3 separate regions of the Mus musculus genome follow, and regions 1 and 3 are each linked to region 2. A link is a loop called in an ENCODE intact Hi-C map of the cell type or tissue named here. Cell type or tissue: left cerebral cortex. All regions are shown on one strand.

Region 1 (8,000 bases), 82 kb after region 2:
CTTTCTAATGTGTCCCTCAGATCTTACAACCGCCCCAGAAATAAAAATAACACCATCTACTTATTGGTTTCTTTCCTTTTTTACTGTCTGTCTTCTCACCACCACAACTAGAAAATTTGCTTTACCAGGGTAGATTTCTGTATGTTTAGGCCACTGTTCTATCCTGAGAACCTGGAATAATGGCTGATATCAAAAAGTACATACAGAAGTAGCCGAGCAAGGGGCTGAGAGCCTAGGACCAACTTTTATTGAGGTTAAGTCCCAGACACAGACTACTATAAAGAAGACACTTAGGGATGCTAGAATCGACAACCAGATGACCTAAATGGGCTGTTGGTGGGAATGGGGCCACCAAAAGGTTTAGGTCGGCATTCTTCTGCTTCCTCCTGGGCTCTGGGCCAGCAAGGAGGGGGAAAGACCTAGCTCAGGAGCCATCTGTACTCACAGCAGGGCCTGAGGTGGCCCAGGGCCCAAGTATAGCTAGAATTGAGGTTGAAGATAAGGCTGGGGATGAATTAAAAAGAAATGGGTCACTTGTTACCTTGAAACAAAATGCTTACCCCAGCAGCTCCCACTCCCACTTCTGCCCACTTCTTCACTAGAAGGGAAGGCAGAGCCAGCTTAGCAGAAGAAATCTCAGATAGATAAGAGTAAGATCCACCCACAGAGAATACAGGGCAATCCTGACCTTGGCGACAAACACTAGATCTAGGCCTAGAAAGTGGCCAGTTCCCAAGGACCAACATTTCAGGGAGGACAGACTCCTAAAAATATATACACTTAAACATTTATGAGCAACAAAACTTAAATACCATAATTTCAGTTTTCTGAGCTTCTAAACTTCAGAACAAGTGAAGGAGCAAGAATCAGGAGATAGGATGTTAACGTAGCATTTGTCCTTCTTGGCATTCCTCAGACATACTCACCAGTTCTCAGGCTACTCTCATACCAAGGACACGGACGGACGATAACTCCAACTGCTGAGCACACAGTTGCATTACCACCATACTTACACATGCTCCATTCTGTCCTGACCTCTAAAAGCACACACTAGATCCCCAAGAAGGCCCTCAATATTTATTAACTCCTACTAACATTCACAACGTCTAACTCCCTTCAGCACTCAAAACCTTGCCCTCAACTGTATTGGCATATATTTGCCCCTTTTAAGTAACTCCTACCACCTTCACGTTGAGTCCCTTCCTAGCCTAGATGCTTGTTAGCCTCTCTCTAGCACTGTCCTTCCCAATAATAGTGTCCCCTATGGATTCTGATCCTCCTTAACATGCATTCAGGGTGCTCTACTGCTGACCCAAATTAGCATTCTCTGGACTTTCACACGTCTCTGAATCCTCAGTACATTGTGATTCTTATACAATCCCTGACCAGTTTGGTTCACACTTAGGTCCCTTCACAGTTATGGGTCTCTTGATGTGCATGCAGGGATCTAAACCCAGGTCCTCTGGAAGAGCAGCACATGCTCTTAACAGCTGAACCATCTCTCTAGCCCTTACCTTCAGAGTTATGACCACTGTTAATATACATTCTTTTTTTGTTTGTTTGTATGTTTTGTTTTGTTTTTCGAGACAGGGTTTCTCTGTGTAGCCCTGGCTGTCCTGGAACTCACTCTGTAGACCAGGCTGGCCTCAAACTCAGAAATCCGCCTGCCTCTGCCTCCCGAGTGCTGGGATTAAAGGCGTGTGCCACCACGCCCAGCTGTTAACATACATTCTTGTACTTCCAGTGCACAGTTCCTTCCCTCAGCACAAGATTAATCTTCATTGTATCTTGACCCTGACAGTCCTAACTCTATCAGCACACCTTGAACCCTTCCTTAGCCCTATTCTCCAGGGAGAAATGCACTATTCTGTATCAGACTGACTCTCATTAGTGAATGCAGCTCCTCCATTTGACCCTGACCCCTAATAACATACATCTCAGTTCATGACTCCAATTCACTTTGGCACACCAGTACCTACTCCTATTCCCTGCTTCAACCAACCACTCCTACCACCATTTCTCTGGTTCACAATTGATTTCCTTCATAGCTCTGTTCCTTTCATTATCCACTAGATTCTCCACCCCTCACCCCCAAAAAAACTCTACTTCTGAAGCACTCCTCAAATCAGCACACTTCAGTGGCCCATGGAGAGAAAAAAGGCGTTTTGATGTACATCAGCATATTTTACTTTGTGCTCTTCCCCTAATAGCGTGCATACATTTAAGTGTCTGTATCTATCTAACCCCACAGCAGCAGCCTTTACAACAGTGGTTCTCAACCTTCCCAATGCTGTGACCCTTTACTACAGTTCCTCATGTTGTGGTGTCCCCCAACCATAAAGTTCTTTTTGTTGCTACTTCATAACTGTACTTTTGCTGTGATGAATTATCATGTAAATGTCTGATATGCAGGATATTTGACATTCGACCTCTAAGTTGAGAACCAGTGCTCTAGAACTTCATATATAGTATTGCCCCCACGCTTTCTGGAAGCCTTTATGGACATCCACTCACACCTCATCTTGACCCTTAGTGTGCAAAGCTCTTTATACTTCCTTTACTGACAATCTCCCGTACACATGTACGCACACACCTAAAACCCAGTAGTACAGGCCTTTCCCCATCCTCTCCCATTACACACACTCTCAGGTCCTTCAAAAGCTCTGCCTTCACTGGCATATACTGATCTCACCCTACCTTTATTACATCTACATACCCTCATCTCCAGGACCCTCCATTACCTCCTCTATGAGCACACCCTGGACCCAGAGAAGCTGCCACCCTCAACTCCGTGGATAAACACAGTATTAACACTATCCTGACCCTCATCACCACACACTCGGAACTATGCGTCTATCAGCACACCTTCTGGTAGTACCTCTACCACCCTTTCTCCATTTACACTGGGCCTCTCTGTAGCTCCAACTTCCACTAGAATGTTTTGGAACTGTCTTTACTTCAAACCCTGTTATACCCCATCACGTCCCTCATGGTCCTGCAACCCCTTTCCATAAGCACACTGGGCCTGAAGTCGTAAGGCTTTTTATTACATGTTCCTAGCCCTTTAGCAACTCCGAGAATCTCACTGTATCAATCCATTCCCATAACGCTAGTCCTTTAATCACCCTTCTCCCACTTAGCATCCACAGCACTTCCCATCCTCAGCTCCCAGGACAGGGGCCCAGGGCGGGGCCAAGGTCAGGGAGGCCCCAAATGACCCCCCAGTGCATTCTGGGAAACTCGAGGGGGAGGGGGCACCTGACAGACAAGCTGCCCAGAACCCCTTGGTCTTGTTCCAGCACTGCCTAGGGTCCGGCTGGCTCTCTAGGAAGAGCAGCCCCCACCCTAAGTATCGAGGACACGCTCACCGGAGGGGGCGCGCGAGTAACCTCAGAGCCGCGGGGCCGGCGCGGTGGCGCCTGGGGCGGCGGCCCGGGATGAGGCCGCGCGACCTCCTTTTCCTCCAGTTCGCCGCAGGCGCCCGTCCCAGTAGTCTTCGGCCATGGCTGCTGGGCCCGGGCCGCCGCCGGCTGAGGAGGAAGAGGCGGCGGCGGCGGCGGCGGCTGAGGCGGCGGCGGCGTCCCGCTCAGCCGGCCATGAGCTTGGCCACTGCGGGCGATGCCCCCGTGCTCGCAAGCGCCCGCTGGAATCCGGGTGTTCACGGCGGCTCGTGACTCACAGCAGACAGCTAGCGGAGACGCAGCATATCCCAGAGCCCCCCAGCCAGCGGCCCAACAGCCGCGCGCGCCGCGCTCCGCGCATGCGCACGCACACGCTGGGGGTGGGGTGTGAAGCAGGAAGGAGGAGACTCACCTCGGACTGCGTGTACCAAAAGAGCCTTCTGCAGCGGGAGGGGGTGCGGCCATTGCGTGCCCAGCAGGGAATGTGGCGTTGGCCCTGGAACGGCGCCAGGGGGATTTAGAGAGGGGTTAATAGTTTTGATCTTGCTAGAAATTTACTAGCATCGAGGTGAGCAGCAGCCAGTAGCCAGGCGTGCCAGTCACCACCTTCTTTCCCTACAGTCTCATTTGGTACATCCCCATGGTGGTAAACGGGACTTTTGCAAGGAGAAAAAGAACAGGTGAGCGAAGCAGTTCCAGTCCTTTGTGGTGCCTCGGGAGGCAAGAATTTAAAGGCTGGAAATGACTTTCTAGGAGAGGTGGCCTGGATTACCACCTTAGCTAGGACAATCTAGCCCCGCCCTGCCACCCACCCTCTACCACTAGTTTGTTACCCACTGTGAAACGTATGTGGCCCCACCCTTTTGAAAAAGCTGACGCTCAGCCAATCAAATTTGCTCCCTGCGTCAGGGCTGAGCAAGAATGAAGGGCGTGGCAAAGCTGAAGAAGCATGATCTAGCTTTCTCTTCAGCTTGCCTCCTCCTCTGTACGGTTTTTTATTGGTTTTCGGGCTCGCCTTTTTGTTCTGAGCGCTTCTCAGGAGATCGCTGAATATCCCGTAAGATAATTGGTCCAAAGGCCACTCAGTCAGCCGGTTCCCTCCTTTAACCATTCCCACATTCTCCTGCAGCTTCTTGGTGTGGTGAAACCTAGGCTGAGAAGGAAAGGCCTTTTTAGAGGGGGCAGACTCCACTAAGGCGCAGGTTTGGAACTTTGGCTTGGGCGGAGCTTCTTGCTGCCTCACTCTAATATTCGCGTACAAGCTCCTCTAATTAGGCTTTCTTTACACCTTTCAATTACCTCATCTTGTCCTCTACAGTCTTACTTAACTAGGTTCTGTTACACGGCCAACATTGCCAGGCATACCTCTCATTCTTCTCTGTAGAAAATGACACGATTTCCCGTATCTATCCCAAACAGTTCTGCAGACTTCCTGAGACTTCTTACACTGGCCCCAGGAATTTCCTTGCCTCTTCTGGGCTTCCTTTGGTTGGCCTTCTTTCCCAGTCACGATTTTCAAGCAAGGGCCATTGATTGGCAAGTACTTCTTCAGCCATGAAAGTCGTCCTTGCTAGGATAGACATCGGGTCTATCATTTAACAGACTTAATCTCCTTTCCTCTCACAACAGGAGAATATCCTAGTTCTTGAATATAGCAGGCATTTGTGTCTCTGAGACTTCATACTCGCTGTTGTTGTGCCTGGAATTCACTTGCCCCATATCTACACTTATTTCTTTCTGGTGCAGTTCCATTATTCCAAATCCCCACTTGGCTTTATGCCTTTTGAAAGGGGGGCTTTTAAAATTTGATGTTTATTTGCATTGTTAAAGTCTATTCCCAGCCTTGTGTGTGCTTCCATGCTGAGCTAATAATACCCAGACCTGGTCAACATTTTGTTGTTCTGTTTTCAGACAGTCTTTTGCAGCCCAGTCTCATCTTGAATTCAGTGTAGTCAAGAATGATATTGAAGTCTGGATTCTTCCTGCATCCACCACCCAAGTGCTGGTGTTATAGGCATGTGCCACACACCTGGTTTTATTTGCATTCTACCAACTGAGCTACATCTCCAGCCCATTTGCATTTGTGCCAGGCTCATTGATCAACTTTTAAACAATGAAAAAAATAAATGAATGGGATTGGGTCTGGAGAAATGGCTCAGTGGTTACAGACATTTGCTGCTCCCCAGAGTTTGGTTCTCAGCATACACATCAAGTGGTTCACACTGTATCTCCAGTTCCTTCTTTAGTTGTTGTGGTTTTTTCGAGACAGGGTTTCTCTGTATAGCCCTGGCTGTCCTGGAACTCACTCTGTAGACTAGGCTGGCTTCAAACTCAGAAATCTGCCTGCCTCTGCCTCTCAAGTGCTGGGATTAAAGGAGTGTGCCACCACCGCCCGGCTTCCAGGAGAAGTTTTATAAAACATGACATTAAGTGGATAAACATAAATGGACACAAATGTTTCATTTTACATTTTCCCCTTTTCTCATCAGAGTATTACTTTCTATAGTTATCACTTTGGCCAATAGTATAAAAAGTGTGGCACTAAGGGCCTTAGCATAATAATGCAGCATAGTGAGGATGCCCTCTTCTAGTTTCCTCAAGCATCTTCATGGCATACTCTAAAACACACACACACACGCACACACACACATACACACACACACGTGAACACAGAGACACATTAAAAAAAACTTAAAAATGTATAGGCCAGATATGTGGCGCAACCCTCTCTCTGAAGAGAATCCCAGCACTCTCAAGAGGCAGAGACAGTTCTGTGAGCTTGAGGCTAGCCTGGCCTGCATAGCTAGCTCCAGGACAGCCAGGGGGCTACATAGAGATTCTGTCTTTAAAAAAGAAAAATGGCAAGACTGAGAAGAATGGCTCAGCAGGTAAAGACACCTGGCTGCCAAACTGAACTGCCTAAGTTCTGTTGATTGGACTCACATGGAGAGACCTACATATGGACATTATGGGATGCCTCTCCCCCAATTAAATGAATGTAATATACTTTTTAAAGTTGTATGTTAGCCAGGCAGTGGTGGTGCATGCCTTTAATCCCAGCACTTGGGAGGCAGAGGCAGGCGGATTTCTGAGTTCGAGGCCAGCCTGATCTACAGAGAGTTCCAGGACAGCCAGGGCTATACAGAGAAACAGTATCTTGAAAAAAACAAAACCAAATAAATAAAATTGTGTGTTTGTGTATGAACACACTTGTCAGAGGACAACTTGCAAGAATTGGCTCTAGCATGTGAGTCTTGAACTCAACATGGCTCAAGACAAGATTTTCTGTAGGCCAGGCTGGCCTGAGCACTGGATTCTCTTCCAATGACCTCCCCAGTTCTAGGATTACAGATGTGTACCAGTACGCTCAGTTTATGCAGAACAGGAGATTGAACCCATAACTTGGTGCATGCTAGACAAACACTAGCTACTGTTCTAGTCATGTTAGATTATCTTTTTTCAACTATTTTAGGGGTGGAGAAATGGCTCCGTGGTGAAGAGCACTAACACTGGCTGTTGTTCCAGAAGACCCAGGTTCAATTTTCTAACACCCACATGGCAGCTCAACAACTGTAACTCCTCTTTCAGGGGATCTGATTCCCTTATCCATGAAGGAAACACACACACACACACATATATATATATTGCATTGCAGGTATAACTAACTGTACATGTTTGTACCTTGTGTCCAGACCAGAAGAGGCCATGAGATCCCTGGAACCTGAGTTATGGTCATGAGTAGAAGAAATTCAGGTGCAGGAATCCAAACCCAGGAAGAGCATCTATCCAGCCCCTCAACTTTTACCTTAGTTGTATTTATTGTCAATTCTAAGTTTCATAAGCCTTATGATGGTAATATGTACCAAATACCTATAATAGTGCCTAGCAGTCAGCACTAAACAAATGGTTGAATAATTAGATGGCAAATATTTGCAAATCTGCTGGATACAGGGGGCTCAACAGTTACCCAATCCTGGCTTTGCTGAGCCCCATTTCTTATCAGTTTGGTCTTGTAATGGCGTACATACAACAGTAAAAGAGTATGTATGATCTAAGACATAGAATTATAGGGTAACTGGTTGTTTTAAATCTTTTGGTTTTAAAGCAGAGTCTCATGTAGTCCAGGCTGGCCTTGAACTTCTGATTCACCTCCATCATGCTAGGATTACAGCTGGTTTTGATAAACAAGGGTGTCAGATACTAGTAAAGTATCAAAGGAATCCAGGAGTAGTGGTGGTAAAGAGACTGGAATGTCTATAGAGAATCAGCTGCAATGGAAGAGTTAGAGAACAAAGTATGCAGGTTGCCCATAAAGGAACTGAGATGGTGGAAAACCAGTACAAACAACAGTGTATGTAGTGCTTGCCTGTAATGGGGTGAGACAATGGGCAGGTGGCAGGTGTCTTCTTAGAGAAGTAACAGCAATAGAGTGCTGACAGTGGGAAAACTTTCCCATTCACCATGAACAGTTACTATCACCATGAGACACCAGAAGCAAAGTGCCTGTTACCCAAAGTGGCATGGTGGGAGAGTAAAACAGAACTATATGGAAGAATAAGGTGAATCCAACAGATCAGGCCAAGAAAAAAAAAGTATAGA
Region 2 (8,000 bases):
GAACTCACTCTAGACCAGGCTGGCCTCGAACTCAGAAATCCACCTGCCTCTGCCTCCCGCGTGCTGGGATTAAAGGACCAATACTGCACTCACTGTCTTATTGTGAGACATGTCTCATTATAGTGTTAAGCCCTACCTTGGGTGTGATTTTTATTATTATAAGGTGAATTTACTACAATACTGGTAATTATTCTACACGTGGGTGAGTCACTCATCCAGGGGAATGTCCTTAATTTTTTTGTTGCCATTTTCTTTTCCTATATAAAACAGACTGGGCCTGATTGCACAAGCCAATAATCCTAGCTACTCAGGAAACACATAGAAGAAAAAGTTAATTTTCCGATCAGCCTAGGATACAGGGTAAATTCAAGACCAGCTTGAACAACTTACTAAGACCCAGTCTCAAAAATAACAAAAGGGGCCAGGTGTGGTGGCGCACGCCTTTAATCCCAGCACTCGAGAGGCAGAGGCAGGCGGATTTCTGAGTTTGAGGCCAGCCTGGTCTACAAAGTGAGTTCCAGGACAGCCAGGGAAACCCTGTCTCAGAAAGAAAAATGAGAAAAAAAATTCCTTTTATTACCTTATGTGTATGATTTTTTGGCTTTATGTATGCCTGTGTACTATGTGTGTGCCTGTTGCTCATAGAAGCCAGAAGAAAGCATCAGATCTTGAGAAACTGGAGTTTCAGATGGTTGTGAGCTGCGTGTGGGTGTTTTATAGGTATATATATATTGTGTGTGTTTGGGGTTACATGTGCTACAGTGCGCATGTGTAGGTCAGAGAATGACTTTATGGAACTGATTGTCTCCTTCTTCCTTCATGTGGCTTCCAGGGCTTGACCTCAGGCCATTAAGTTTTTGAAGCAAATACCTTTACCCGATGAGCTATTTCACTGGCCCTTAAAGCTGTCTTTATGTGTACATAAAGACATAATATGTACATATTGTTACTCATGCTTATGTTTATATATTGTTTACATGACATCAAGCTAGCTTTTGTTTGTTTGTTTGTTTGTTTGTTTGTTTTTTCGAGACAGGGTTTCTCTGCATGGCCCTGGCTGTCCTGGAACTCACTCTGTAGACCAGGCTGGCCTTGAACTCAGAAATCCGCCTGCCTCTGCCTCCCAAATGCTAGGATTAAAGGCGTGTGCCACCACTGCCTGGCTTCAAACTGGCTTATAAGTAAATGGCCATATACATTTTTAAAATTAAGTTAGTCCACATATTTTGAATTCATAGCACAAGGAAAGTTTTAAAACAAAGCGTACAAATAAAAAGTCTTAGTCAGGATGCTATCTGGTTAGCCATTGCCTCTAAACTAGCCCGTGAGTGGTCTAAAATCGTCCCTATTGCCTATAAAAACAAACTGGCTCCCAGGGCATGATGGGTCTTGTCCAGGGTTTATAGTCTCACTCTCATAGACAATAGCCTTCATCTGCAAGATGATCCTCTAAGCTCTGTGAGTCCTAGAACACAAAGATAAGGGCAATGACTTAGCTCCGCACTTTCAGTTTTATTTCATTAATATGCCTGAAAAAAGATTTTGTTTCATCAAGATAATTGCTAAGTTTCTACTAAGTGTGTCAGGCTTCTAGTTAAAAAACTCGGGTCTTAGCCGGGCGGTGGTGGCACACGCCTTTAATCCCAGCACTTGGGAGGCAGAGGCAGTGGATTTCTGAGTTCGAGGCCAGCCTGGTCTACAACGTGAGTTCCAGGACAGCCAGAGCTATACAGAGAAACCCTGTCTCGAAGAAAAACAAAACAAAACAAAACAAAACAAAACACGGGTCTTGTGAGTCTTGTAAAAGAGTTAAGATTTATTTAAAGCTCGGTCTCTATCAAGCTTTATAAAGGTGTTATACAGCAATTAAATTTGTTTATATAATTTTAAAATTATGTGTGAGAGTGTATGTGTAAGTGAGTGTGTGTGTGTGTGTGTGTGTGTGATTGGTGTGGGAGGGTGCCTGCAGGGGCCAGAGGTGTTGAATTTCCATGGATCCATAGTAATAGGTGGTTAGGAGTTACTGGGAAACTAAGCTCAGGTCCTATTTCACATAAAATTTAATTGCTTGGACCTTGGGTGGCCATGCTGTCCTGTGTGGTGTTTACTACTGCAGTTGCAGCACCCCACATCTGAAGAATGCAGTGGTCCAAGAACCATGGTATAACCAGTAACAGCTGGGTAGTGGTGGCGCATGCCTTTAATCCCAGCACTTGGGAGGCAGAGGCAATCAGATTTAGATTTGTGAGTTCGAGGACAGCCTGGTCTACAAAGTGAGTTCCAGGACAGCCAGGGCTATACAGAGAAACCCTGTCTCAACCCCTCCCCCCCCCAAATAAAATAACTCATTTAGCTTTATTTTATGTACATTGTTGTGAAGGTGTCAGATCCCTTTGAAGTGGAGTTACACACAGTCATAAGTTACCATGTGGGTGCTGAGAATTGAACCCAGGTTTCTTGGAAAGGCAGACCGTGCTCTTAACCACAAAGCCATCCCTCTAACACCTGTGAAGAACCTCGTATAGTAGGGGGTGGTAGCCAAAGATACTCATAGCAGGTTAAACTCCTGAGAACAAGTGACTGTGGAGGTGGCAAGTCAGCCCAACACTCAGAAAAGGCTCAGAGAAGATTGAGAAGACAGCGATGAAAGGATTTAAGAGCTGGAGGGTAAGGGTAGAGTGTTTTCCCTCTAATACAGGAGTGTTTGAATGAGGCATTCTCTGTAGTCTCAGGCATTTGCATACTTGGTTCCTAGTTGTCGGTACTATTTGCAGAGGTGTGGCTTTGTTGGAGGAGTGCTCACTCTACTTCCCACTACAGTTTGAGAGGTGAGCTGATACAGTTTGAGATTGTCCTGCTGGTGTGCCTCCTGCTGCTGCACTTCCCTATGGTGATGGTAATGAACTCTTTTCCCTCTGGACAATAAACTTAAGTCTCTGTATAGCCCTGGCTGTCCTGGAACTCACTCTGTAGACCAGGCTGGCCTTGAACTCAGAGATCCACCTGCCTCTGCCTCCCAAGTGCTGGGATTAAAGGCGTGCACCACCACGCCCGGCTGGTAAATAACATTTTATTACATTGTGTGTGTGCCATGGCATATGTGTGGTGGTCAGAGAAGAGCTTGTGGGAATTGGTTCTCTTTTTCCACCATGTGGGCCCTGTAAACTCAAGTCATTGCAATTTGTGGCAAGTGTCCTTACATCTTAAGACATCTCAGTGGCCCCAAGTGTGTGTGTGTGTGCTCATGTTCGTATGTAATATGTGAGTGAAGTGAGTAGCACTAGAAAAAGGCATCAAATCTCCTGGAGCTAGAGTTACAGGCTGTTGTAAGCAACTGGGAAGCAAACTCTGCTTCTCTGAGCCATTTTTTCCAGATCTTGCCACCCAATAACATTTTTTACCTGTATTTTTAGTTTATGTTTATGGGTGGCAGGCCTGCATACACGTCAGTGGATCACATGGATGCAGTACTCCCAGAGGCCAGCAGAGGGTGCCAAACCACCTTGGGACCAGATCTCAGATGGCTCTGAAACAGCAGCAGCCAGGGTTTTAAACCTCTGACCATTTCTCTGGCCCCAATAACATCTTTAAAGCAATATTTTAGCTAAACCTGGTGGATCATATCTATAATTTCAGCCTTTGTGAGACAGAGGTGTGATGACAAGAAATTCAAAATTAGCTTGAGTTATAAAATGAGTTTGAGGCCAGCCTGGACTACATGAGAGCAGCCTTGCCCAGCTAAGATAAAATCCTTTCTTCAAAGGAGAAAGAGGAAGAGGGAGACAGAACCCTAAGAGACTGTCACATAGATGAGTCAGCTGGCCAATACCTACAAATAAGAAGAGCTGACACACTCCTTTAATCCCAGTACTAGGGAAGCAGAGCCACCCATCTCTGAGTTCCAGGACAGCTATGGCTACACAGAGAAACCCTGACTTGAAAAATCAGAAGACAAGGAGGAGGTAGCAGAGGAAGAAGTGGTACTGTGACTGCCAGAGAAAAGTAGCAGGCTGTTACTAATAAGAAGCTGCCCTTGCCCGGCGTGGTGGCGTATGCCTTTAATCCCAGCACTTAGGAGGCAGAGGCAGGCGATTTCTGAGTTTGAGGCCAGTCTGGTCTACAGAGTGAGCTCCAGGACAGCCAAGGCTACACAGAGAAACCCTGTCTCGAAAAAAAGAAGAAGAAGAAGAAGAAGAAGAAGAAGAAGAAGAAGAAGAAGAAGAAGAAGAAGAAGAAGAAGAAGAAGAAGAAGAAGAAGAAGCTGCCATTACTAAGTTACTATGCAAAGTGAAGAGGCGGTGATACAAACAGCCAATTGACTGCAGAAGAGGCTGGGATTTAGCCTGGTCAGTCTATGATAGTTAGTGGTGAGCTGTTCCTAACTGTTTCCTAATACCTGAAGCTAGGTAGCCAGAAGAAAGCCTGAGGGGCTGCATGGCAAAGGCTGCAGCTCTCCAATATCTGTGTGTACGAATCAGATTCTGGACTCCTTAGCAAATATGAAGTTGTCTGGTCTGTCTATCAGCACAGGTCTTTGTGGTCTAATGTAGGGAGAGGGCAGAAGATAGCCTAAAGGAGCACAAATGATTGCTGCACAAACAGCAAGTCTAGAGTGAAGGGAATGGAACTGAGACTGCATCAGAGTCAAACATCATTCTATTTTTTGAGACTGGGTAGCCCTAGTTATCCTGGAAGTCTCTATTTAGACCAGACTGGCCTTGAATTCACTTGCTTCTGCCTCCCAAGTGCTAGACTCAAAGGTGTGCACCACCTTACCAAGTTACATTGTTCTCTTAAAGATAGGTTGAGCAAACAAACAGGTTATACACACAGTAGTAGATCAATCTTATGTTTCAAGTGACCTCAAGGTAAATAAATAATAATAAATAAATAATTACTATTAACTCTGGCTGTGAGGTCCAGCAATACTTCCAGTCTCTTGGGATGTAAAAGATTTTTTTTTTTTGGTTTTTTTTTTCCAGACAGGGTTTCTCTATCTCACTTTGTAGACCAGGCTGGCCTCGAACTCAGAAATCCTCCTGCCTCTGCCTCCCAAGTGCTGGGATTAAAGGCGTGCGTCACCATGCCCAGCATAAAAGATATTTTTATCATAATGTATTGCCACAGGAAATGTGCCAGTGCTTATAGCACTTGGAAAAAACTGTTATCTGCCTATAGATCTTGAGGAAGGGTGGGTCCTCTGAACCCCTCCTCCTTTAATGACAAGGTGTTGATGAGCTCCAATCTTGTGGGGATCCGATACAGGGAATCATAGCTGCTGTGAGTTCAAGAGCGCAACTGCCATGTCCTGCCAGGAAGTCCCACTCCATTGCCCCATTTTTCCTGCTCTTGCATTCTTCCTGTCTGTCTCTTCATAATGTTCCCCGGTCTTTGAAGAGTGTGATATGGTAACACCTTTTTTTTTTTTTCGTTTTCCGAGACAGGGTTTCTCTGTATAGTCCTGGCTGTCCTGGAACTCACTCTGTAGACCAGGCTGGCCTCGAACTCAGAAATCCGCCTGCCTCTACCTCCCAAGTGCTGGGATTAAAGGCGTGCGCCACCATCGCCCAGATGAACTGATTCTTTCTAAGGTAAGTTTGACAGGCACCACTTGTCCATTTAGCAAAACAATAGCAGTAACTTCCACTTTAGTATCCAAGACCTTCCTAACAAGGTTTTGTTTTTTGTTTTTTGTTTTTTTTTTTGACAAGGTCAAACTGTGTAGCTTTATCTGGCCTAAAAATAGTTACAACCTTGAACTCACAGAAATAGGTCTGCATTTACCTTGCAGGTGCACCACAATGCCTGGCTAGCAAGGAGGTTTTTTTTCTTGTTGTTGTTGTTGTTTTTTTTGTTTTGTTTTGTTTTGTTTTACATTTTATTTTTTAATTTTTTTCCATTTTTTATTAGGTATTTAGCTCATTTACATTTCCAATGCTATACCAAAAGTCCCCCATATCCACCCACCCCCACGCCCCTGCCCACCCACTCCCCCTTTTTGGCCCTGGTGTTCCCCTGTACTGGGGCATATAAAGTTTGCAAGTCCAATGGGCCTCTCTTTCCAGTGATGGCCGACTAGGCCATCTTTTGATATATATGCAGCTAGAGTCAAGAGCTCCGGGGTACTGGTTAGTTCATAATGTTGTTCCACCTATAGGGTTGCAGTTCCCTTTAGCTCCTTGGGTACTTTCTCTAGCTCCTTCATTGGGAGCCCTGTGATCCATCCATTAGCTGACTGTGAGCATCCAATTCTGTGTTTGCTAGGCCCCGGCATAGTCTGACAAGAGACAGCTACATCTGGGTCCTTTCAATAAAATCTTGCTAGTGTATGCAATGGTGTCAGCGTTTGGATGCTGATTATGGGGTGGATCCCTGGATATGGCAGTCTCTACATGGTCCATCCTTTCATCTCAGCTCCAAACTTTGTCTCTGTAACTCCTTCCAAGGGTGTTTTGTTCCCAAATCTAAGGAGGGGCATAGTGTCCACACTTCAGTCTTCATTCTTCTTGAGTTTCATGTGTTTAGCAAATTGTATCTTATATCTTGGGTATCCTAGGTTTGGGGCTAATATCCACTTATCAGTGAGTACATATTGTGTGAGTTTCTTTGTGAATGTGTTACCTCACTCAGGATGATGCCCTCCAAGTCCATTCATTTGGCTAGGAATTTCATAAATTAATTCTTTTTAATAGCTGAGTAGTACTCCATTGTGTAGATGTACCACATTTTCTGTATCCATTCCTCTGTTGAGGGGCATCTAGGTTCTTTCCAGCTTCTGGCTATTATAAATAAGGCTGCTATGAACATAGTGGAGCATGTGTCCTTCTTACCAGTTGGGGCATCTTCTGGATATATGCCCAGGAGAGGTATTGCTGGATCCTCTGGTAGTACTATGTCCAATTTTCTGAGGAACCGCCAGACTGATTTCCAGAGTGGTTGTACAAGCCTGCAATCCCACCAACAATGGAGGAGTGTTCCTCTTTCTCCACATCCACGCCAGCATCTGCTGTCACCTGAATTTTTGATCTTAGCCATTCTGACTGGTGTGAGGTGGAATCTCAGGGTTGTTTTGATTTGCATTTCCCTGATGATTAAGGATGTTGAACATTTTTTCAGGTGCTTCTCTGCCATTCGGTATTCCTCAGGTGAGAATTCTTTGTTCAGTTCTGAGCCCCATTTTTTAATGGGGTTATTTGATTTTCTGAAGTCCACCTTCTTGAGTTCTTTATATATGTTGGATATTAGTCCCCTATCTGATTTAGGATAGGTAAAGATCCTTTCCCAATCTGTTGGTGGTCTTTTTGTCTTATTGACGGTGTCTTTTGCCTTGCAGAAACTTTGGAGTTTCATTAGGTCCCATTTGTCAATTCTCGATCTTACAGCACAAGCCATTGCTGTTCTGTTTAGGAATTTTTCCCCTGTGCCCATATCTTCAAGGCTTTTCCCCACTTTCTCCTCTAGAAGTTTCAGTGTCTCTGGTTTTATGTGAAGTTCCTTGATCCACTTAGATTTGACCTTAGTACAAGGAGATAAGTATGGATCGATTCGCATTCTTCTACACGATAACAACCAGTTGTGCCAGCACCAATTGTTGAAAATGCTGTCTTTCTTCCACTGGATGGTTTTAGCTCCCTTGTCGAAGATCAAGTGACCATAGGTGTGTGGGTTCATTTCTGGGTCTTCAATTCTATTCCATTGGTCTACTTGTCTGTCTCTATACCAGTATCATGCAGTTTTTATCACAATTGGTCTGTAGTAAAGCTTTAGGTCTGGCATGGTGATTCCTCCAGAAGTTCTTTTATCCTTGAGAAGACTTTTTGCTATCCTAGGTTTTTTGTTATTCCACACAAATTTGCAAATTGCTCCTTCCAATTCGTTGAAGAATTGAGTTGGAATTTTGATGGGGATTGCATTGAATCTGTAGATTGATTTTGGCAAGATAGCCATTTTTACAATGTTGATCCTGCCAATCCATGAGCATGGGAGATCTTTCCATCTTC
Region 3 (8,000 bases), 67 kb after region 2:
CCACAGTTGTTTACTGTTAGGAAGTTTCTGTACCCTATACAGAAGTAACCAAAGTCTCTCAAATATCCTTGATTTAAACGTGTAGACAATTCACTGTCACAAGAACTGAAACTTTCTAAGGAAGCTGTCTTTTCAGAGATTGGAATGTGGCCTCAAAACATAAGCTCTTTAGGGGCTGGGTCAAGTGCCTGCTGTGTTTGGATCCTCACAGCTACAGAAAAAAAGCTGAGCAAAAAATTTGGCACAAGACAGGTGGCAGTGGTACACACCTTTAGTCCCAGCACTAAGGAGCCAGAGGCAGGTAGATCTCTGTGAGTTCGAGGCCAGCCTGGTGTACAAAGTGTGTTCTAGGACAGCCAAAGTTACAGGGGAAACATTGTCTTAAAAAAACTTAACATTTGGCATAGTGATAATCTCAACACTTGAGGGGGCCATGGAGACAAAATACTAAAGGTTTGCTGGCCAGTCTAAAACAGAGCTCTGGGTTCAAAAAGCCCTGTATCAAAAAATAAGGTGGAAGGTGGGTAAGATGGTACAGTAGGTAAAGGTGCTTGCCACCAAGTCTGCTGGCCTGAATTTGATCCCCCAGGAAATACAGAGAGGGAACGGACTCCTGCAAGTGGTTGTCTGGCCTCCTCCAGCACAGAGTCACATGGTGTACTCCACCCCACCCCCAAACAAATGCATCTAAGAAATTTAATCAGTAAAGATGAGTGAGTTACTTAACTGGAATTGTTTTAATCTGCTATTAAGCTAAGGATGGGAGGTACAGCTAATACTGACAGATGTATGATTTGAAGCTAGTCCTTGAATTCAAATGCTTTATAAATACGTATTTCTCAACTATGGCAGCAAACTTTGAGATCCTTTGCTCTTACCTAATTTAAATGAGCAACAAAAAGTGGAGCTTGGCAAAATGCTTCATAACAATTCCAACAGGAGAAACAAATTGGCTTTAATACTCAACCAACACTGGTGTGGTAATTTTTTTTAATGAGGTGAAGTTAACATAAAATTAACCCATTTTAAAGTGAACAATTCATTAACATTTAGTACATTCACAATGTTGTGTACCCACCTCTACTTACTTCCAAAATATTTTCCTTACCCCAAAGAAGGTCCTCTCCTGGCAGGCTAATTTAAAAGGCCATTGGTAAGGATGACAGGATCATGTGTTATCTACCAATAGCAAAAATAATGACACATCTGTCAAGGTAGGAAAGAGGAATGAACCAAAGCTTTGAGAACTGTTGGACATCTCCAAATGAGTTATACAAACAGTCTGGTTACTGTTTGTTTTCAGGACGGATTGAGGCCAGTCTTTGCTGGAGAACTATGATATAATGGCAGAAAGATGTCACTATATCCTCTAGTATGGGAATTGTAATTTATCTCCCCAGTAATGTATACACATTTCACTGGCAGTGTTGTTTAGGAACTTTGTAAAGTGGGAAAACCTGGAAAAGGCCCTAAATGTAAAGAACAGCAATAGTCTAATGTGGGTGTCCCTGATGGAGAGAGGAAGGGCCTGGGGGCTGATAATCAGATCAGAGAAATGTTAGAATGGAGAAGGGGTACCAGTCTCCAAAAGCCTTGCAGGTCACTGAGGACTTTACCATTTATACTGCATGAAACAAGAAGCTGTTGGATATCCTGAGGTACAGATGGACAGAAAATATAAATAAAATTTAAATATGTATTTAAGAAACTACTGCTTAAGGGAACAGCAGCATCTTAACACTTGAGAAACCTGGCAGACCAACAGGTCAAGGTTAATGTATCAAATTACATCATACAGATACTATTTACCATGGAATATAAGGGCTCACAGTCTATTTCACAAACACTCATGTTCATATATATGTGTATATTCACATATATATGAATATTGGAAGTTTATTATGATAATGAAATGTGAAAAGAGCCCTTTAATTCAAAATTTAGGATAACAGTTTCCTATGAAGATGGAGGGGAAAAGCATACGAGTTTTAAGGTAATGTTCTGAATCTTCACATGAGTGATTAATCCACATATAAAATTTACTAAATTTTCTTTGAAGTAAACTCACTGAAAATGGGTTTTTAAAAAGCCAGGCATGGTGGAGTATGCCTGTAATCTCAGCCAGATTTCTAAGTTTAAAGCCAGCCTGATATAGTTACTTCCCTGACAGCCAGGACCACATAATAGAGACCCTGCCTCTAAAAAGAGAGGGCAGAATAATATAAAGACTTCTCTGTATGCCCTTAGAGTCCCCAAATCTAACACACCTTATCCATTTGTTCTATTCTTTTTTTCCCCATATCATCTTTGGGGTATTTTCATTTATCTTAAACTAGACAAAAAAAAGTGTGCATTGATAGTATACAGCATGTTTTGATATATACATTGTAAAACACTAAATCAAACTAGTTAACAAACCAATTATGTCACACAGTTTGTTTGGGTAAGAACATGTAAAATCTATTAAGCAATTTTCATGTATAGAATAGAGTGTTATTAGCTATAATCACCATTTTGTACAAGGGAGCTCTTGAATTTGTTCCCTTTTGTCTAACTAAATTTTACATCCTATGACCAATATTTCCATAATCTTCTCCCTCCCATGTGCATTTTTAATATAATTATTTGGTAAGTTGTTTACACGATGGCTCCTTATCTATGAAATTTCAGTATGTATTTTTTCACCAAAGGATATTCTTTCATAACCACATTACAATTATCACAAGAAATTATCAGTACCAGTATTTTATCTACTGGCCTTTGTCAAATTTCACCGATTTTTTTTCCAATAAAATTTACAGTGAAAGAGAAATAAATTATGAGAAAGAACCCTCATTTTTAAAAATAATTTATTTTTCCTGTGCTAGATCCAAATGAGGATCACGTGTTGCATAGACTTGTTAAACTGCATTAATTCCTTCAATCTGGAACAGTTCTTCAGCGTATGCCTTTCATGACCTTGCCATTTTTGAAGCATACAAACCATTTCTTTCAGCAGGATGTCCATTTATGTAAAACGTTTTATACTATAATCTTTGTAGGTCTTACGATTTTCACAATTAAAAATGAGCAGCAACTCAAGAGAGAAATAGGAACCCGGGGAGCAGTAAATTTTAAGAGGCATTGATTAGCATTTAAAAAAAAATGGTCTAACAAGACAATTTGTTAAAAGCTGTGGATCCCTTTTAAATAGCCATTTCTGATTACAAAAATATTATCACGTGGAAAAAAAAACTCCCCAAATAATCTTTTGTAAACCACCTGCACTTTCTCCTGTTCTAGGAAGGAGACCTTAACTAGAGGGGTATTAAAAAAATAACAAAAACAACAAAAAAAAATACCGCGTCACAATCTTTGCTCTTTTGCAGGCGCCATTTTCTGCCCCAGGCACTGCCCCTCCTCCACAGTTTGCCCCTCCCCAGCCCTTCGCCTTGTTCCCAGGAGCCAGGCACCCTCCCCATACCACACTATTCCGCCCCTCGGCCCACAGCTATAGGCTATGGAGTTGCTCTTCAGCGGACGCCACCAAGCTCGTCGGGTTCACAGGCGCTTCGAGTACTTGTAGGCCGTTCCTTGCAACCGACGCAACGTTTTGTAACACACGCCACGCCCCCGCGTTAAGTACGGAGCCAGCCTCCTTTCCAGGCTCCAGGTTCCAAGACGCAGTCCCCTCTCACCCCCTCCCCAAACGATGCAGTCCCCTGACTCCCACGGCCATCCCCTTCACGCCCCACCCCTATCACAAACCCCATTTTGTCCTTAGGCGGCTGACTGCCCCACTCGGGCCCCGCCTTTTCCCCCAAACGTTGAGATTCATTCACTTAGCACTTCCACGCCCCCTCTCTCCCGCCGGCCCAAGCCCCTTCCCAGCCTCGCACCGCTTCATCCTCAGAATTTGATTTCTAAGTACCCCGCGATACTAACGCCCCCAAGGTCCCCTTGGCCAAGGCTTCATTGAAGCCCAGCCTCACCAGCTTTCGCCAGCTCGCAGTGGACGCTCTCGCCCATTCCCGATTTGGCGCCACTGTTCATCCAGGTCTGGCATTGCCTCGGGCTGTGTGTCTCGGTCCTCAGCAGAGGCCGGGACGGCAGCTGCAGCTGGGTCCGCTGCGACCGCCGCCATCACCGTCTGTCCTCCTCCAACTGCCGACGCAACTGAAGATAGGAAGACGACCCTCAACTGGCACTTCCGGATTCTGTCCCGGAAACGGAAGCAGAGCCCCCCAACAATCAGGGGGCTACTGCCATCTTGGAAACGTCACCATTTGGCGGAAATTGGGTGGTGGTCTGTGGTCTCTGCAACCAATACCAGGGGTTAACTCTCTTGTTTGGAACTAAGACATTAGTGCCTTGTGGAATTCTCTAACACCAGGTGAAATGGTCCTTTGGTGGAGGCCAGAGGTTTCCAAAATGAGCAAATATGTGTTTAGGGCCTCACAAAGGATGCTTAGGGCAAATAGTTGCCCCTTTAACTGCAAACCCATACTATGAAAGCGGCATTTTTGTTAGCCTAACGTGAATTACCTTTCTCATCCATCAAAACCAAATGTATGGGCTAGAGATATGGCTCAGAGGTTAAGGGCACTCATTGCTCCTGCAGAAGAAAGAGTTCAATTCCCAGAACCCACATGGTGGCTCACAACCATCCATAACACAGGTTCCTGAGGATCAGCGGAAATGGACAAGGTACACATATATGAATACAGGGAAAACATTTATATACATGAAATAAAAGGTTTTTTTCTCAAATAGTTTATCATCTCCTGAGAGCCTGAACTAGGGTGTGGCTCTCTGTGTGATTGTCTGTGTGTCATCTGTCTTTTCTATCTTTGAGACAGGGACTTTGCTAAATTGCCCCAGAATTTCCTCCAACTCTATGAAGCCCAGGCTGGCAATTGATTTGCCTTGATCCTCCTTCCTCAGCTTCCAAAGTGATGGAATACAGGCATGCACTTCAACATTCAGCTTCCTGAACTAGAGTTACCAGACAAATCTGTGTGTTTGTTGGAAGCATAACAAATACTGAGTCTGTCCAGTTTAAGTGACTTGCTGGACTTAAATAGTAGCCTTGGGTAGCAGATAACTGTATTGTTTTTGGCCCATGAGTAACAATGTGGGAAACTGAGAGCCAGAAATGTGAAATCATTTGTCCTCAGCTAGGATGTGCCATAGCACGGCAGACCTAGTTCCAGAGCTGTGTCCTTAAACACCAGGCAGATCCTCAAACTGTGGTCACATGCTATCAGCTCAGGAAACCCTCTCAGGAGGTTTCACAAAATCAAGACTTTCTGCAGTATCTTCACTCTCATTTTCATGCATATATAGTGGAATTATTCAGAGGGTATCTTGGGATAACCAATTCATTGAGTGTCCCCAATCTTTAATATAAAGGAAATCTGATGACAAACATGTATGTGAAAACCATTGAACCGGCCAGGGTTTCTTTTGGTGTTTTTTTGAAAGAGTCTCAATTCTGAACATGAAGCTCAGATTGGCCTTGAACTTATGATGATCCCCCTGCCTTAGCCTCCCAAATGCTAGGAGTACAGGATACAGGTGTACCAGGCTCTATGTCAGACTTCAGCACTACTGCAATTTTTTCTTGTGAGAAGTAGCACTTTAGCTGGGCATGGTGGCTCACGCCTTTAATCCCAGCACTCAGGAGGCAGAGGCAGGCGGATTTCTGAGTTCGAGGCCAGCCTGGTCTACAGAGTGAGTTCCAGGACAGAGAAACCCTGTCTCAAAAAAAAAAAAAAAAGAAAAGAAAAAAAGTAGCACGTTAGGGTATTAAGCTGTTCCCTGATCTCTACTTCTAGAAAATGGTGGCAACCATCACAACAAAGGCTGTGTATCACCAGACATAATCAGACATCCTTAAGTGTGGAGATCATCTCTCTGGTTGAGAAAGATCCTATTAGGCTGTTACCCTTTTCTTGTAGGCTCTCAGTTCTACTGGTCAGTGATGACTTTAGTTCTCTGTGCTTCTCCACCTCCCTTTCTTTTGGCTGTCCTCACCTGTTCCTGTTGACAACCCACAAACTCCCCCGCAAATCATGATTTTGGGGCTAGTTTAGTGATTACCTTCACTATTACCAACTACACACAGACAAGAATTTTAAGCTGTGCCTTCCTATTCCTATATAGACCCCTGTGCACACAGGTCTGCTTGCAGTTCAACCCTCCTCCCAATCACATGATCTAACATCCCTCTTATTTTCAGTTAGCTTCTGTAGGGAGTTTGATTTTACAGTAGTGATGAGGTGTCTGATACAGTTATTCTATTATCTAACCCCAACCTGACACAGATGAGGTCACAACTTAGTTGTATGAGCCCTGAAGGAAATTTAATTTGATCTCTGACCCCAAAGACTAGTGTAGAAATGGAGTTTGGAACAAGCAGATAGCTGCTCTTTAAATCCATCTGAACTGACTTCCTTCATTCCAGTCTGTTTCTCCCCATTTAGCTTGCCCCTCCCCCAACCCTTAAAGCTGGTTTCTTCACCTTCTAGGACATAAGAAGTCTGCTGAGGAACTTGTGGACATCCTATCCATTACAAAACTGAAAGACTGACAGGAATGGGAAGATGTGGTTTTTTTGTTTTGTTTTGTTTTGTTTTTTTGAGACTGGGCTTCTCTGTGTAACAGTAGCTGTCCTGGAACTCACTCTGTAGACCAGGCTACACTTGAATTTGGACATCTGCCTGTCACTGCCTCCCAAGTGCTGGGATTAAAGGCATGAGCCGCCACCAAAAGTAGGCTGTCTTACTTTTTCAACCCTAGGACTAGACAAACATTGTGGCACATTGCAGCTTCCAATTGAGATTTAAAGTGTTTACAAGGGCACAGTGATTGAGAGGTTCATTAGATCACCCACCACTGCTGTACTTCCATAAACAGCCACTTTTAGGCTTGCTAATACTTGCATTTGCTTGGCCCTGTCCACCCCCTTTTTTGTCTACAAGTCTCTTCTTGGCTCTTCCTAAGATGGTGGGATTCATGGAAAGAGGAAACTAAGGCCATATTCTCATGTGAGGCTACATTGGCTGTGCCACTTTTTGTATACTGTATGTGCAGATATAGGTGGAGGCCAGAAGTAAACATATGCTGTCAACCTCAATTGCTTTCCATCTTATTTTTTGAGACAGGGTCTCTCTCTGAACTTGGGAGTTCACCAATTCTTTACAGTGGCTGGCCAGGAAGCTCCAGGGATCCTGCTGACTCCACTCCCCAGTATTGAGATTACAAGTGCCCCCTGCCCCCACTTGTTTTTCAAGACAGGATCTTCTCTGTGTAGCTCTGGCTGTCCTGGAACTCTGTATACCAGGCTGGCCTCAAATTCAGAGATCCGCCTGTCCCTCTCTCTCAAGTGCTGGGATTAAAAGCATGCATCACCTTTAAGCCTACAAATAAGTGGTGGTGACTTGAATTCAGGTTTTCAAGCTTGAATAGCAAGTGTGCTACTAAGTGAACCATCTCCCAAGCTTAGGTTGTTGCAAACTTCACCATACTGATGACTTCCAGGATTTTAGAAAGCAGTCCAAACTTCTGGCTCTATGACCTCACTCTTGAACTTTTCTAAGTCTACTAGATTCCTTTAAGTGGTCAAAACCCTACTTTATTTTCATTCTCTCTCCAACTGACCTCTTCATAGTGTCAGACTGGACCTTTCTGCCTCATACCACTCTAGATCTACCACTGGTCCTTCCAAATATTTCCTGTCTCCATCCTTTCAGGCTTGTCTATAATCCAAACTTCTGGCTCTATGACCTCACTCTTGAACTTTTCTAAGTCTACTAGATTCCTTTAAGTGGTCAAAACCCTACTTTATTTTCATTCTCTCTCCAACTGACCTCTTCATAGTGTCAGACTGGACCTTTCTGCCTCATACCACTCTAGATCTACCACTGGTCCTTCCAAATATTTCCTGTCTCCATCCTTTCAGGCTTGTCTATAATTCGAGATGGATCTAACTTATCTATACTCCGTGCTTGATTCCCGTT

The links. A loop is a pair of places that touch in the nucleus more often than their neighbours do. Peaks named below come from ENCODE experiments on the same cell type or tissue, not always from the same donor. Only the 100,000 strongest peaks of a DNase experiment are listed, where the experiment ranks them.
Region 1: a loop joins it to region 2, with 2.8 times the contacts of the local background. A loop is called at or near these places in 3 of 42 quality-filtered maps.
Region 3: a loop joins it to region 2, with 2.2 times the contacts of the local background. A loop is called at or near these places in 3 of 42 quality-filtered maps.

What each region holds. Positions count from the first base shown.
Region 1 is chrX:20,684,175-20,692,174 of GRCm38, reverse strand. Cdk16 (cyclin-dependent kinase 16) reads right to left here and starts at 3,749. Exons shown (of 16, transcript NM_011049.5): 1 at 3,369-3,749. In left cerebral cortex, a CTCF peak has its summit at 3,364; DNase peaks (open chromatin) are centred at 3,268, 3,780 and 4,353; H3K4me3 peaks cover 2,561 bases; H3K27ac peaks cover 2,113 bases.
Region 2 is chrX:20,766,665-20,774,664 of GRCm38, reverse strand. No RefSeq gene overlaps it. Among named protein-coding and RNA genes, the nearest start is that of Gm26065, 30 kb to the left of the region's middle. In left cerebral cortex, a CTCF peak has its summit at 3,477 (motif pointing right); a DNase peak (open chromatin) is centred at 3,482.
Region 3 is chrX:20,700,091-20,708,090 of GRCm38, reverse strand. It overlaps Usp11 (ubiquitin specific peptidase 11), which reads right to left and starts at 4,182. Exons shown (of 21, transcript NM_145628.4): 1 at 3,972-4,182. The coding sequence starts at 4,123. It overlaps Gm39499 (a long non-coding RNA gene), which reads right to left and starts at 1,102. Exons shown (of 2, transcript XR_878086.2): 1 at 1-1,102. In left cerebral cortex, no CTCF peak of the experiment used is centred here; DNase peaks (open chromatin) are centred at 3,536 and 4,147; H3K4me3 peaks cover 1,923 bases; H3K27ac peaks cover 1,821 bases.